Linked DNA regions of Homo sapiens: region 2 is linked to region 1. A link is a loop called in an ENCODE intact Hi-C map of the cell type or tissue named here. Cell type or tissue: heart right ventricle. All regions are shown on one strand. Links, peaks and the distances in the headings refer to the core of each region. The heading gives the core; the rest is flanking DNA. Region 1 overlaps RPP14 (ribonuclease P/MRP subunit p14). Region 2 overlaps PXK (PX domain containing serine/threonine kinase like).

The links. A loop is a pair of places that touch in the nucleus more often than their neighbours do. Peaks named below come from ENCODE experiments on the same cell type or tissue, not always from the same donor. Only the 100,000 strongest peaks of a DNase experiment are listed, where the experiment ranks them.
Region 2: it touches region 1 in a loop (4-fold over the local background); 106 of 110 quality-filtered maps call a loop at or near these places.

Annotation. Positions count from the first base shown.
Region 1 is chr3:58,316,962-58,325,284 of GRCh38, forward strand. RPP14 (ribonuclease P/MRP subunit p14) reads left to right here. Exons shown (of 6, transcript NM_007042.6): 5 at 1-32; 6 at 479-3,232. The coding sequence ends at 535. It overlaps HTD2 (hydroxyacyl-thioester dehydratase type 2), which reads left to right. Exons shown (of 5, transcript NM_001348712.2): 4 at 1-32; 5 at 479-3,232. The coding sequence starts at 653. The coding sequence ends at 1,159. Among named protein-coding and RNA genes, the nearest start is that of PXK, 12 kb to the right of the region's middle. RefSeq lists an enhancer at 5,022-5,783. In heart right ventricle, for the core only: a CTCF peak has its summit at 4,198 (motif pointing right); no DNase peak of the experiment used is centred there.
Region 2 is chr3:58,419,282-58,427,553 of GRCh38, forward strand. PXK (PX domain containing serine/threonine kinase like) reads left to right here. Exons shown (of 18, transcript NM_017771.5): 18 at 5,471-6,846. The coding sequence ends at 5,679. Among named protein-coding and RNA genes, the nearest start is that of PDHB, 10 kb to the right of the region's middle. In heart right ventricle, for the core only: CTCF peaks have their summits at 674 and 3,854; a DNase peak (open chromatin) is centred at 681; H3K27ac peaks cover 5,755 bases.

The DNA.
Region 1 (8,323 bases), core at 1-8,000:
AAGGCAAAAAATGTGCTTTCCGGGTGATTCAGGTAAAGACTATTCCCTCACATATTCCAAACAAGACTGAGTGATGGGTCAACTGCTTCTTAATATACACAACTCATTTTTGTGCTTGCATAAATGTAATATGGTTAAAATGATCTAAGTAGGGGAAAATAAAGGACTTGATTGTTTCCAAAAATGTGAGACAGAGCACTTAGATTTTAAAATCTATGGGAGATGTTTTGGGATAAAACTTGCAACCCTGTGGTTAAGGCTTACTTTTTTTATTTAACACTTAATGCCTTGTGTGTTATATATTGGTACGCTCTTTTTGAGATGTGACCACTTGTTATCGAAGGCTTCCTCTCAGGATGCTCTGTAAAATGCTCCTGCATCAGCTTTGTTTATCCTGTAAAACTGGGCATGTTTCCCCATTGCCCTGTGCTTCAGTGTGGTTTCTCCCAATGCCTTAACCTTTTTCTTTCTCTTCTAGGTTTCTCCATTTCTTCTTGCATTATCTGGTAATAGTAGGGAACTAGTATTGGATTGAATGAATAGTCTTCCATTTTGGAAACGTTCATCCACTCTCATATTTATTTTTTGGTGCCTGCATGTTTGAAGACTGAAGCAGGCTAAAAGCTCTTGATGAAATTTGAGGGTGCTGAAGATGTTCCCACTAATTTCCAGCCATCACCTTTGGTGGGGTGGGCTTCGGAGGACAGTCTGTCTGAACCTGCCAGTGCTGACCCTGCAGCACTTTCAGCATATGCACATCAAAGTTGGAGACCGCGCTGAACTTAGGAGGGCCTTCACACAGACTGATGTGGCTACCTTCTCAGAATTAACAGGGGATGTCAATCCTTTGCATTTGAATGAAGACTTTGCAAAACACACCAAGTTTGGAAATACAATTGTACATGGAGTTTTGATCAACGGACTTATCTCAGCTCTCCTAGGAACTAAAATGCCAGGGCCAGGCTGTGTATTTCTTTCCCAGGAAATTAGCTTTCCAGCCCCTTTATATATTGGAGAAGTTGTTTTAGCTTCTGCAGAAGTGAAAAAGCTGAAGCGGTTCATTGCTATTATTGCAGTGTCATGTTCTGTAATAGAAAGTAAAAAGACTGTTATGGAAGGCTGGGTTAAAGTTATGGTTCCAGAAGCTTCCAAATCCTGAAATAGATGTTTTAAAGATGCAACCTCAAACACCAATGCTGTTGTTAAAGAGCCTATGGGGAATTGCTGCTCTTTACCAAAGAATGGTTGATAGGCCCAGAAGCCCATCTTAGTTAGGGGAAGGGAGCAGGAAGAGGGTTGTTCAAATGCCCACTTTCCAGTTTGGCCTTATGCTTCATGCAGACTTGAGTGTATGCAGGATTTCATTATCTGCCTGGGTTTTTTGTTTGTTTTTTGTTTTTTAATTCAAGAAGTAGGCTGGGCCCGGTGGCTCATGCCTGTAATCCTGGCACTTTGGGAGGCTGCGGCAGGCGGATCACTTGAGGTCAGGAGTCCAAGACCAGCCTGGCCAACATGGTGAAACCCCATCTCTACCAAAAAAAAAAAAAAAAAAAAAGTGCAACTAGCTGTGCTTGGTGACTTGGCCCTGTAGTCCCAGTTGCTTGGGAGGCTGAGGTGGGAGAATTGCTTGGGCCTGAGAGCTGGAGGTTATGGTGAGAAACTGAGATTGCACCACTGCACTGTAGCCTGAGTGACAGAGCGAGACCCTGTCTCAAGAAAGAAGTATTGGGAAGGTTATTTAAAGACTCTACTTTTAAATCAGGCGTGGCAGCTCACGCCTGTAATCCCAGCATTTTGGGAGGCTGAGGCAGGCGAATCACTTGAGGTCAGGAGTTCAAGACCAGCCTGGCCAACATGTGAAACCCCATCTCTACTAAAAATACAAAAACTAACCGGGCATGGTGGCGGGCACCTGTAATCCCAGCTACTTGGGAGGCTGAGGCAGGAGAATCTCTTGAACCTGGGAGGTTGCAGTGAGCTGAAATCACACCACTGCACTTCAGCCTGGGTGACAGAGCAAAACTCCACCTCAAAAAAAAAAAAAAGATTCTACTTTTAGAAATTCAGACCTAGATAGATTTGCATTTGGATAACAAATCCCTACCTATAGCCATGTGGAAGCAGCTTGTCACTGTATTTTAACTGTGTAACAATTATTGAAGGCGAAAATAGAAGTTGGGTCATCTTTGAACACCTACCTTTTATCAATGAATATTTTTAGACTGTTCTTCAGTATCTGAGTCAGAGTTTATTGTAATTTGTTATTTACACCAAGGTGGCATCTTAGTCTACCTTCAGTGAGACTTGCGTTTCAGGGGAGGGGCGTATGTGCATCCTCGGTCTCAGTTATGTAAACGGTCTGATCTGTAAAATAGTGGTAGCACATGCCATGTGGGATAGTTGGTGGAGATGATAGATGGAGTTAAGCACAGGGCCCAGCCTGTCAGCAGTAGCTACTATTATTGTTGCCCATTTCCCCTGCAACTGAGGTGAGAGGTTTTCCTGAGTTTGAAGCTGACTGGCCCACAGTTAAACGTAACAGACCAGTTTTTCAGGGTGTCAGCCAACCTCTATTAGTGTTCTTAAGTACAGTTTCTGTTATAAAAGTTCAGATTATTCCTTGAAAATTTGGATCTACCTCCCATTATTATGAGTAATACATGCTTATAGTAAAAAAAAAAAAATTGTAAGAAATAAATATTAAGAAGATTATGGAGGCCAAATTCTTAAGACTTTGGGGGCTGGGGTCAGGGAGGTTATATTGAAGGGGAGATGTGCCTAACATGTTACTACTAAATGGCCATCCCAACACAGCCAACACTTTTGTTTCCCATTTTTTTTTGTTTCCCGTTTTTTAATAAAATTGAGATATAATTCACATACCATAAAATTCACCTTTTAAAAGTGTACAGTTTAGTGGTTTTCAGAATATCCACAAAGTTGTACAACCATCACCAAATCAATTTTTTATAGCATTTTTCATCACCCCCAAAAGAACCTCCCATTAGCAGTCAATCCATTTCTCTCCTCCAGTCTTTGGGAATCACCAGTCTACTTTCTGTCTCTATGGGTTTCCCTGTTCTGGACATTTCATAAAAGTTCATACAATGTATGATCCTTTGGAACTGGCTTCTTTGATATAGCATGTTTTCAGGGTTCATCCATGTTACAGCATGTATCAGTACATCATTTTATTTTATGGCTGAATAATATTCCATTGTATTTACCCATACATCAGTTGATATTTGGATTATTTTCGCTTTTGGGCTGTTAAAAATAATGTTATGAACATTATAGAAGAGGTTTTTATGTGCACAGGTTTTAAATATATATATATATATATATTTTCTTTTTTTCTTTTTTGAGATGGAGTCTTGCTCTGTCGCCCAGGCTGGAGTGCAGTGGTGCGATCCCAGCTCACTGCAAGCTCCTCCTCCTGGGTTCAGGCCATTCTCCTGCCTCAGCCTCCCAAGTAGCTGGGACTACAGGCGCCTGCAACCACGCCCGGCTAATTTTTTGTATTTTTAATAGAGACGGGGTTTCACCGTGTTAACCGGGATGGTCTCGATCTCCTGACCTCGTGATCTGCCTGCCTCGGCCTCCCAAAGTGCTGGGATTACAGGCGTTAGCCATTGCGCCTGGCCGACAGGTTTTAAATTCTAGGAGTGGAATTGCTGGATCATGTAACTTTAATATTATAAAGAATTGTCAAATTGTTGTTCAAATTACTATTGGGCATGAGGTGGTATCTCATTGTAGTTATGATTTCCATTTCTCTAATGTCAGCCAACACATTCAAGACAATCTATGACAGAATTTTTAATTTTTACCCAGAGAGCAGCTGAACAGACAACTAGAAAGAATTATTCTAGGCCAGGCGTGGTGGCTCATGCCTGTAATTCTCAGCACTTTGGGAGGCCAAGGCAGGCGGATCACGAGGTCGAGGTCAAGAGATTGAGACCATCCTGGCCATCATGATGAAACCCCATCTCTACTAAGAATACAAAAAAATTAACTGGGTGTGGTGGTGCGTGCCTGTAATCCCAGCTACTCGGAGGCTGAGGCAGGAAGATTGCTTGAACTGGGAGGTGGAGGTTGCATTGAGCTGAGATCGTGCCCCTGCACTCTAGCCTGGGCAACAGAGCGAGACTCCGTCTCAAAAAAAAAAAAAATTATTCTAGTCGCTAGAGGGCAGTGTTGTGTATAAAGTTAGTACTTTAAAACTTTAATACTGTATTATACCATATACTAGTTTTCTAAGGTGGAAGACAAGACCAAAATCAATGTGGGGAGCAAGGATACTGTTCTTGTGAGTTTCAGAATGTGCAGCATGTGCAGGCTGAGATCCACTTGAAGAAGACATTTATAGGTGAATCACTAGACATGCTGAAAATGTGTTCAAATGGCAAAACAAAATGGGGAACATGCACAAATATACGGACTTGAGGCCAGGACTGCTTGCTCCTGCAGAACTCATTCCCTGGGATTTAGCAGCAGTCTTAAAGTTAGGTCCATAACTGGATTGGGATGTGATCATTGATACTGATAGCCACCATTTTTTCAATGCCTGATGAGTTGATTTTCTACATTAATGCTAATCCTTGAAACAACTGTGTGAAGTTAACATTATCCTGTTTTTAAGTAGGATAACTGACTTGCCCAAGGTTGTTCAGCGAATAAGCAGTACAGCTGGGATTCAAACTTGGGCCTGCCTGGCTCCAAAGCCTTTCCTTTTTCCATCACTCTGTGGGTCTTAGGTTCCTGTAGGAACCAAGGGGAAACTTCCCCTTTGCCCTCTGAAGGTTCACTGAAAAATCAACTGAGAAAAGGCAAATTAATTGGAGAAAAGGCATACCAATATATTAGCTTGCATGAAGGGGAGAGCTACAGAGTGATTACCCCCCAAACCCCCACCCAATAGGGTTTAGAAGCTTAAATACCACCTAAAGGTTACAAAAAGAGTGTGGGCTCGGATCAGTGGCATAACATGTTCGGGGAGCTGGAGAAGGGGAAGCCTGGCTAGCAAAGGTGGTCTTGTTATGTAAATGAAGCCCCACAGGTGGCAGCCCTCAAAAGAATAGATGGTAAATGTTTTAGACCTTTTTTGTTGTATGAGACAGAGTCTCGCTCTTATTGCCCAGGCTGGATTGCAATGGCACGATCTTGGTTCACTGTGGCCTCCGCCTCCCGGGTTCAAGCGATTCTCTTGGCCTCAGCCTCCCAAGTAGCTGGGATTACAGGCATGTGCCACCATGCCCAGCTAAATTTTGTATTTTTAGTGGAGATGGGGTTTCACCATGTTGGCCAGGCTGGTTTCGAACTCCTGACCTCAGGTGATCTGGCCTCCTCGGCCTCCCAAAGTGCTGGGATTACAGATGTGAGCCACCATGTCCAGCATGTTTCAGACCTTTAAAGTGTCAGACTAAGTTAATCTTCCCGAGATCCAGACAAGGGAAGGCCTGGCTGCATCAAGCAGATTCTCTGCAAATGCAAGTTTTCTCCAAAAAAGACAGCTTTGCAGGGCTGCTTCTTTTGGCTCTCTGAACAGCCATCTGAAAATATGACAAATATATTTTGGGGTGAAATATTTTTATTTCCCTCATTCGTGTTGCTGGAACTGGAGCACTGTCAGTTTCTATAATGGCATCTTACATGGCATTAAAATAATTGGAATCATTCTATAGCAATCTTTTTGCTTTCGGAATGTTCTAGATCTTATTCCCCGCTAGAGTTGTAGCGTTTTCCTAATACTATTAGTTGAAAGTCTTCCACCCATGCATATCACCTACACATTTTCTAAGCCGACATTCAGTGATTATTTGTCTTCACCGAAGAATGGCTTAAAGGGTTAAAGATGAAAAATATAGGGTACGGAAGGGATGTCAGATCTGAATGATAGTTGATTTATACTGTGTAACTTTCAAAAGTAGCTACTCAATGTGAGCATTTCCACTGTTTTTTTTTTTGTTTGTTTTCTGAGACAGAGTCTCACTCTGTCTCCCAGGCTGGAGTTGCAGTGGTGCAATGACTGCAGCACCTCCTGGGCTTACACAATCCTGCCTCAGCCTCCTATATAGCAGAGAACAGAGGTGCACACCACCATATCTGGCTTATTTTTTGATTTTTTGCAGAGATGAGGTCTCACTTTGTTGCCCAGGCTAGTCTCAAACTCCTGGGCTCAAGCAATCCTCCCACCTTGGCTTCCCAAAGTGCTGGGATTACAGGCATGAGCCACTGTGCTCAGCCTTCATGTTCACTTTTTTAAAATGTATGTATTTTTTATAGAGATGTGGGTCTCACTGTGTCGCCCAGGTTGTCTCGAACTCCTGGTCTCAAGCGATACTCCTGCTTTGGCCTCCCAAAATGCTGGAATGAGCCTCTGCATACAGAGTTCCACATTTTTATGCTCCCTGAGTCATGGTCTTTGAAATCTATAAATCAATAAAGGTTGGAAACAGAGAAGTAGACAAGAAGTTATCAGTACTTCTCTTTAGTAACTTGTCATTTTTATCCAGAGTCAAGATTCTCAAACCACACGTGCTTTGTTAAAGCTGGCTATAAGGAAAACTGGTTGCTTGGCTTTTTCATTGAGTCTATACAAACTGCTCAAAAGAATGACTCTTAATGAAAGCCTGAGTGACCCTCAAATTAGGAAATTCTCTCCCAGATAATTGAGAAGTGGCCTTGACTGTACCAGGTCACACATGGAAATAAGTACAAAAGTAATGACTAAAATAGGCCAAGTTGACCGAGCACTTTGTACATAGGGGTATTATACGACTGCAAATTGTGTGATGTTTAATTGTCACAGAAAGAGATACTCGTTTTAAGCACTTTTAGCCTAATGTACTGGAAAATTGCTTAATGGATTTTTATACTCTATTGGAAACATTTCCATATTGGTGAAATGCCACTCATTCCTTTTTCTGAGGAGCAAATCTTGAGTAGCAATGGGAAGAAAGCCTGGCAACAGCCACCATTTGTCTTGTGGACCTGACATGCTTATTCACCTAGAAAAAGAAGAAATTGCTAAATGCACACTGATACCTCTTAGGTAACCACAGGTTTTCATTTTGTGCTGAATTATTAGTCATTTTTCCTTTATGTTTTTAGAGTATGATTCAGAGACCAATTTATTCCCAAAGAAAATTGCCATTACATCTACTAAGTTTTCATATTAAAACATTTTCTACCAAGGGATGACTGTCACTCTGAGCAACTGTGCCACTGTGAATGCCTCATGTGTCAGCATAGCTTATTATCTAGCTCTGAGCAGAATGGGAGTGCTGCTGAATTAGTCTTGGTCCACAGGTATCTCCAGTGTCCCAGATGTTTCACCTCCTTTGTTCTTATCTTTGCTTTTATTTTGGGTTACAAACACAGCAGATAAATTAATTCTCAGCATCTTCAGAGAAACTGTGGGTTAGAGCAGAATCACCAACTAGAAGAAACCATTTAAATTCAAAAATCATAAGGAACCCAGAACCAATGTTAACACTGCATAAATACAACAAGATTAATAGGAGGCCCCACAGTTAATTCCTAAGGTGGTTCTTAGCTGTAAAGCAATTCAAATGACCTTCTTATAAACCCTGGGCAAAAGTCCCCTGTGATGTGGTGGAAAATATCAACACGTAAAGGAAATAAGAATGACTGTGAGTTGAGTTTTGTTGTTTTAGATCCAGATCATGAATATTTAAAGAAATAAAAGCATTTTGAGTTGGGAGGCCATGCTACTTAGGAAACACTGAGTTTTTCACAAGCTTCTATGATTTGATTTTGTAGAGTAGTTGCCAGGCCTAAGGAGCATCCTTGCTAAAACTCATTATCTTCAGTCAATCTGGGCAAACATCAAGTTGTTAGACAAACAACCTGTGGGCCATTTAAACATTTGGCAACAGTGGGAAATATGTGTGTGTGTGTATATATATGTATATATATATATTTTTTTTTTATATACATTTTTTTTTTTTGCGAGCCCTGAGTAGTTGTATGTGTGGCAAAAACTGAGGTTCCCTCTTTCCTCATTAGCCTTAGGCAGCCTGAGACTATAGAAAAAAACCCGATTTAAATTAGATCAGCTCCGGCCTTGGGGTGTTTCCCCATGTTCAGCCTAAGCCATTTCTTTTCTATTCTTTTTTTTTTTGAGACAGGATCTGGCTCTGTCATCCAGGCTGGAGTGGAGTGATGGGATCACAGCTTATTGCAGCCTCGACCTTCCTGTGCTCATGTGATCCTCCTACCTCAGCTTCCTGAGTAGCTGGGATCACAGGCATGTGCCACCATGCCCGGCTAATTTTATGACTTTTTGTAGAGATGGGAA
Region 2 (8,272 bases), core at 273-8,272, 100 kb after region 1:
ACTCTTGTTGCCCTGGCTGGAGTGCAATGGCTCGATCTTGGCTCACTGCAGCCTCTGCCTCCTGGGTTCAAGTAATTCTCCTGCCTCAGCCTCCCAGGTAGCTGGGATTACAGGCGCCCACCACCATGCCCAGCTACTTTTTTGTAGTTTTAGTAGACACAGGGTTTCGCCATGTTGGCCAGGCTGGTCTCGAACTTCTGGCCTCAGGTGATCCGCCCGCCTTGGCCTCCCAAAGTGCTGGGATTACAGGCGTGAGCCACCACACCCAGCCAAGTTATTTCTTTATGGACAGTTTTTACACAGAAAGGTGGAGGGAGAGTAATATTTTTAGGTATGATGGCTTGCTTTGGGGAAAAGGGGTTCTGTTTCTGTGACCCACCTTGGAGAAGGAGGGATTCAAGTTTCTCTGGCTAGCCTTGGGGAACAATGGTACTGAGAAGGCTGGAGGGCCTCTTTTCCGTTTCCCAGCCCCTTTCCAGGAAAAGGCTGTGGGGCAGAGTTGGTTCATTAGGAACTCTGAGATTTACCAAAGCATGATCCTTCACATTTAGCTGGGGATCTAGTCAGTTTAAAAGAAGACAAGAAAAACATTTGCCTTGCTTTCCTTTTTAAAACGGCTTTATGGCCTTAAGTAAGTTTCACTGCCCAATTCAGCCTCTAGGGAGGGGCTCACAGGGCCTCAGGGAGGGGCCCAGTGCTTCCGCCTTGAGGATGCTTGCCCAGGATCTCTGGCCTTAGGCCTGCTCACACTCCTCCCAACTTTAAAGAGACAAATCTATTGTAGACTCTAGAAGACTTGCTTGGAAAAAAGTTATGGGTTTTCATTTTTCTCCCATCTTGATCAACTGTCCTTGTTTAATAATAGAACTAAGCACACTCCTCATATCCATTCTGCTCTTCAGAGGTAAAACCTTCATGGCTTTTCTGAAGTGAGCGTCATGCTTGTAAATAAATAAAAATAGTATCTAACTGGCTCAGAGGACAAAGAACATGAAGAAAGTGACTCATTAGGTGGCTCAAAAAGCGACTCATTGGTTATTCTATAAATACGTTTGCCATGTTTTAAAAGGCTCACAATCGTGTTTACAAACCAGTGCTGTGGTTAATTTGAGTATATCCTAGTTTCGAAGTGAGAATAATCAGCTTGTGATTCAGACTAATATTTTACTGTCTGTTACTATTTGATTAAATGACACTAAAATCTGAATAATGACTTGTGTCCCCCCTTTCTCTCTCTCTCTTTGCTGTTTTCAGTAGAGCATGCACCATTTTGAACGTGAATTTTCGGTAAAGTAAACTATGCTGATTTCTCAGACTTTAAAGATGCTCTGTTTCTGTGTGTGAAATAGGACCCAAAGTGTCTCGATTGCTGAAGTGATGAACAAGTGGGAAAGCAGATTTGAGACTATTTCCTTATCTGAATATTTAAATGAAATACAGCATCTTTAAAAAGCACCCAGTGACTTCATCTATATTCATTTCATTTTCATCATGACCTTCAAAATCTTCATTTTCACTCTGATTTCAGTTTTAAAATACAGCTCTAAAACCTGCAAATCAACTGCATGGCATTTTGGTATATTTTAATTTTGGAAACCATAACTCTCAAAGTCCCGTTGCTGCAAAAATGTTGATTCCTAGTTACTCTGATGAAGAGGAAAGAGTGTTAGGCACTTGAGCTCTTAGTTACAGGGAGACAACTTACTGGCTTTTATAACTGACGGTAGGGAAAAACAGTTCTTTTGTAAGCATCCTTTATAATTCTCGAGCTGTGACAGGAGTACAGCCTCCTCACCTGCCTGAAGCCAAAGGAGAAGGTGGTTCTCCCGAGAGCTGGGGGCTTGCCTGCTTCGGTTCTCTCCTGAGGGTGGCTGGTAAGTCTGGTGTTACCCTAGTGTGGTCTCATGGCCACTTGGCCTCCCTTCCTGTATGTGACCACAAAGGAGCTCAGAATTAGAGAGACTGTAGATTACCCACTGCTGGCTGCTAACATGGGCCTAAGAGTCGGTGGGGAAGGGAGCCAGGCGCAGTGGCTCACATCTATAATCTCAGCACTTTGGGAGGCTGAGGCGGGCGGATCACAAGGATCAGGAGTTCAAGACCAACCTGGCCAACATGGTGAAACCCCATCTGTACTAAAAATACAAAAATTAGGTGGGCATGGTACCACGCGCCTGTAATCCCAGCTACTCGGGAGGCTGAGGCAGAGAATCACTTGAACCCGGGAGGCGGAGCTTGCAGTGAGCCGAGATCGCGCCACTGCACTCCAGCCTGGGCAACAGAGCGAGACTCCATCTCAGAAAAAAAGGAACTGGAGGGAGGGACCCTCAGACATCCTGTCCACAAGGCTGTCAAGGGGGTTTCTGGCCTGGCATTCCTCCCTAGATCTGACCTACGCTCTCCCTGCAGCATTCTCTGCCCTCTGACAGGGCCTCTGCTGGACTGCCAGGTTCCCGTGTGGTTTGGTGGAGAAGATTTTGGGGTGGGTAGAGTAAGTAGTTGGCTCTCAGGGATTTTGTCTAAGAGAAAGTGAGATGGGAGAAATCGGGACTGACCTGGTCGTAACTGAAGGTAAGCTGTTTGCAGCATCCCCCTTCCTGGGTGCAAATTCAGGTATCATAAGTCTAACATGGAATCGGTCTGCTCTCATATGTGGCCTGGAGATAAGGGTATTGGAGGTCTCTTGGCAGGAAGGCCTCATTCACATCTGAGGGGTGGAGAGCGCGCAGGCAGCAGGCAGTTGTTCCCAGGTTTGTCACAGGCCAAATGGTAACTTTCATTTGGCCCTTGTTGCCCCTGCCCCCTCTTCCTCCATTGTTAGCCATGTGTTGTAGCTGAAGCCCCAACGGACCTTTCAGGAAGCTTGTGGACCATGGAAAGGGCCAAAAGGAAAAGCCAAAAACAATCAATGGGGCAGACTGAGTGAGACCGAGTCCCAGGTCTGTGTTCCTGCCTCCTCCAGTTTCCACCTTCTGACCCCTAGACCTCCTCTCCCCTCCAGAGTGTTCCAAACTGGCAAGCTGGGTCTGGCCTTCCTTGCCCTGGTTGTACATAAGAGCCACCATGGTTGTTGTAGGCCCAGTGAGGAAAAGTGGACTTGCTGGGACATCAAGCCCCACCGGACTGCTCCAGCCTGCTGAGGCCACATCAGGGAGATCCTGCTGCCTGTCCTTTCGTTCCATCTGCTTTACTGGAGCCCTGGAGCCCTTTGGACAGTGTATTTATTGACACCACCTACATTTTCAAAGAGACTCATTTAAAGTGACAGTGGAAAATCCATGTCCATTTACTTGGACAGTGGAAAATCCATGTACTGAACCCCACCCTCAACTCCCAAACTCTGCGGTGGTGCATTTGCACTTCTAATTTTGAGGGCCTGGTAATGACGCCAAAACCAAGGGTTGGTTCTCTGTGAGGCCAAGCAGTTTTGTTCTGTGCCAAGATGGCAGCCCCTACCCCTCAGCCCAGCCCTGAGGCCCGTCTCCAGCCCCCCAAAATCCTTGCCTGGAGGGCTAGTCAGTCTCTAGATGGCCAGTGCTGAGCCTTTAGTAGAACTCCCAAGTACCGCCGCAGCCGAGAGCCTGTCCTTAACTGCACAGTGATTCTTCTGCCGGGGGTCAAAGCACAAACCTGGGAGGCAGAAACCCTGGAGCTCCTTCTGTTACACTACGTGGCCCTGAATATCAAGTCCAGATTCCACTGCCCTTTTCTGGCTATTGGGTGGGAGGGTGCTGGGGAAGGGCACTGGCACCTACTTACCCCCAAGTGGGCAGAGCTCACTCCTTCGGGCCCACTTGGTGTTGCAGTCAAGAGACTCAGTTCCAAAAACCTTCAGCAGAGGTCTCCCCTCCTCCTGGTATTTCACTGGTTGCTCTCCAGAAGTCCTCTTCAGAGGAATGCTCATCACACATGCTTATTCTCCGTTTTCCCACTTCAACAGTTACTTCAGGTTTAAAGTCCTTTTTATCTCTGTAACCTGGTGACATAAAGCCAGGAACATTTTCCCACAATCCACCTTAGCATAAAACATAACAATTTCATTCATCAGTTGTTATTGTGTAGAACCAATGAACATGTTGGTCATTTGTCTGTATTTAGTCTTTATTTGTATTGCTATCTTTGAGCATTCCAAGATTGCAGAGCATGAGCGTGTGTATTTGTGTGATTCTTTAATTTCAGCTGCCTTAGGTTTGAGTAAAAGATGTAAAGAAAGGTAAGTGATTTTCTATTGTAAGACTTTAACCCATACCTGTCACACTTGGTGAAAAGGATGTACTTACCTGAGTATTGTGTTGGTGATTCTGAGCCAGTCGTCCATACAAACTTAAGTAGGGTAGCTTTACCTGTTACTTATCACAACTCAGTAGCAGTGTAGGGGAAACCACCTGGCAGAATGTCTCCCTGGAGTAGCCCTGGGAGGGACAGAGACAGCATCTGACAGAGTCTCAGAGAGCTGCAAGGTCACAGGAGACGAGGCAACTAACTGTGGCACAGGAACATTCTTTAAGGCAAGGCTTTTTCTGAACTCGGGTGTTTATTCTGTCCTGAGAGAACCATTCATTGATTCTAAAATATAAAATTCGAGTTGCAAATGTCCATGTGCCTGGAAGCTGAGGGAAGTTTTAGACACCTGCCCAGTTTCCCTCTCCTTGCCCACTGCGGTACAGCACGACATTCTAGTTTCTCCTGATGCTTCGTCAAAGACATTTAGTGCAGTTATGTCCTGTTCCTTGGTTGGGCCACAATGGAGAGAACAGTACTTGAGAAGGATTTCTCTGTAAGAATACCATGGCAGAGAGACCCCTCTGCCCCCTGCTTTGCATTGCTAACAGTTATTAGCATTTTATATTTCTTTAATGCAACCTAATAGGAAATTATTATTCGAGACAGACTCCTCTGGGAAATGCATAACCCAGGAGGCACTGATTCCTTGCTGAGAATCCTGAGTGGTCTGTCATTTTACATAAGATCACATCCTTCAAACATTGTGTATGTTGGAGCAGCGAAAGAACTGTTCACCCCTTATGAATAACTGACATTCAGGAAGCCCAACTCCATCATGCAGATGTCTATCTTTAATTGCTAGCTCAGAAGCAGACAGAGCTTCCTGGGACCTGGCTAAAGTAACTGATAGATGGAACTCTTCTTTGGGGACTATTACTTTGCAAATGGGGTCAGAGCCTCATCTATGCAGAGAATGTCACCATATGTGGTTTCATGTAATCTGTAATTATTTGTTCCAACAGCCTTTAACATGACTATTGTTTGAGAAACATGGCAACTTTTAATTCCCCTTTGATGCTTCTAGCTTTCTTTAGTATTTTAAGAACTCATACAGTACTAGGTATGTTGGTCCCTCTGAGAAAAACATGTGGACTCTCACCAGTCCGTTGTGCTCAGGACTGAGCAGCAGCGTGTGTGCAGGGCAGCTGTGGAGGTGAATACTGATTGTCCCCCTTTTCCTCCACAGGGATATCTGCATTACCTCCACCTCCTCCACCTCCACCACCACCAGCAGCTCCCTTGCCTCCTGCGAGCACCGAGGCACCTGCCCAGCTCTCGTCTCAGGCTGTGAATGGCATGAGCCGAGGGGCCTTGCTCAGCTCCATCCAGAATTTCCAAAAAGGAACTTTGAGGAAAGCCAAAACCTGTGATCACAGTGCTCCGAAGATCGGCTGAAGCTTCCTGTTTACACTTGGAGGGAAAAGTTCTTTTTTATTCCTACTCACCCCTACCCCCCAAACTACCCTCTTCCTGGGAAAGTAATTGCTGAGCCAGTACAGCCACAAACAGTACTATTTTGCAGATGCTCATGTAAGCAGCTTTTCGAGAGAAATAATTCTTTAAGCAGAATAAAGTTAGGCTGGCATTGCTCCCTTAAGATCTTGCTCCTTTATTAACCCTGTAAAGGAGTCTTGTTTATCCTCTAATGGCCAGGCTTTTGGGACAGCAGCATATTGAAATATTTTCACCAACTAAAGGAAATAGACAGAAAAACAATGACAATATTCAATCACAGCAGTAAATGGCCTTTGTGTTGCAATCCCTTCTACCCCATCAGACAGCTCCTAGAAACATTCCTCTTACAGTTCATTTCTCTAAAGCATTTTCTGATTCTTAGATAACTCCAATTTTTGCTACCTTTATCTTAGACATTAACACTATAGCCCAAAGCATAGTTACTTTGCTAAATCAGAAAGCAACTGAGTTCTTTGTTTTCTCCTCAAATAGAATGGGGAACGTTCACAACATTCTCTTAAGTTCTAACAGGAATACCATTGTGGTTATAGAACTCAGGGCTGCTAAAGCAACTACTCTAGACCCATAGTTCTTTTTAGTTAGATGTATTGAAACAGACAAAAATATTAACATCAGAAAAAGCTCTTGCCAATTAGAGGATCTTCTTAATCCTCAGCAATTAAGTTTGGGGTTTGAGGGGGGCAGGTCATTGTTACAACAGAAGTAAATTTGGCATCTATAGAAATCAATTATGATTTTTGAAAGATTTATCTAAATATATCAATATAGCATCTCTTTAATGTTAGTCATTTATTAGAAAGATCCTTTATCCTGATTTGCTTAAACCTTTCAATAAATTGCACTTTAAAGGATTATAAATAATCCATTTAAAAATTCAAGTACACACATCAGTGTTGGTTACTATGCAGAGAATGTCATTGTGTATAGTTTCATGTAATCTGTTATGTCAGCTGTATTTTTTATTAAAATCATGTCAAGAAAACGTGTTGTCTGTAGCTTGACAAGATATTTCAAATGAGAACTTTTTGTAGCGTCTGTTGTTAGCAAAGAATAGATTCACACAGTCTAAGGTTTCCTTCCTACCTATCCTGTCTCTTATTCTTTTGTGTCTCACTTTTCCTCTAAGAACTAAAAATCCTGCCTTGCTACTTAAATTAGGTACCACCTATATGCTTCTCTAACTAATTTAAACCCATCTTTTCCATCTCAGCTTCTGGAGGGCAGTATTTGACAGAATATCTGATCTTTGGAAATGGGAAAAACAACTGATATAAACTTTGCCATAATTTTAAAGAGAATGCTATTAGAATTAGGCATTTGGAGAGTCTGTGGAGAAGTTCCTGTTTCAAGTGTGATGCAACCTAGGTGATTACCTGATGGAGGCTTGTGAGGCCTGAGTCCTTCTGAAGTCAGTTTTGCTGACTATTCTGGATAGTTCAGATATATGAATACAAACAGGTAATGGTCTTGTACAGTATCAGCTTATTTTCCACATGGAACTAATTTCTTTTGTTGTTATTTTTAAGACAGGGTTTCGCTCTTTCACTCAGGCTGGAGTGCAGTGACCCAATCACAGCTCACTGCAGCCTTGACCTCCCAGGGCTCAAGCAATCCTCCTATAGGCACACCACCAGATACCTGGGTTTTTTGTTTTGTTTTTTTTGTTTTGTTTTTGTAGGCAGGGTTTTTGCAACGTTGCCCCAGGCTGGTCTCAAACTCCTGGGCTCAAGCAATCCCTGCCTCAGCCTCCCAAAGTGCTGGGATTATAGGCATGAGCTACTGTGGCCTGGCAGCACTAATTTCTTAATAAATAGAATTTCAAGTTTTCTACCCACATTGACTTTTTTTTTTTCTATCTATCTTTTCTTTGTAGAGATGGGGTTTTGCCATGTTCCCCAGGCTGGTCCTGAACTCCTACACTCAAGGGATCCACCCACCTCGGCCTCCCAAAGTGCTAGGATTACATGTCTGAGCCACCACACCCAGCCAATTCTTTTTTTTGAGACGGAGTCTTGCTCTGTTGTCCAGGCTGGAGTACAGTGGCGCCATCTCTGCTCACTGCAACCTCCGCCTCCTGGGTTCAAGCAATTATCCTGCCTCAGCCTCCCGAGCAGCTGGGTCTACAGGCGCATGCCACCATGCCCGGCTTTAGTAGACAGGGTTTCACCATGTTAGCCAGGATGGTCTTGATCTCCTGACATCATGTTCTGCCCGCCTTGGCCTCCCAAAGTACTGGGATTACAGGCATGAGCCACCACGCCCAGCCCAGCCAATTCTTTCAATATAAAAATACAATAGTCATGGCCAGGTGTGGTGGCTCATGCCTGTAATCCCAGCAGTTTGGGAGGGCCAAGGCAGGTGGATCACCTGAGGTCAGGTGTTCAAGACCAGCCTGGCCAACATGGTGAAACCCCACCTCTACTAAAAACACCAAAATTAGCCGGATGTGGTGGCTAATTTCCTACTGAGGCTGAGGCAGGAGAATCACTTGAACCTGGGAGGTGGAGGCTGC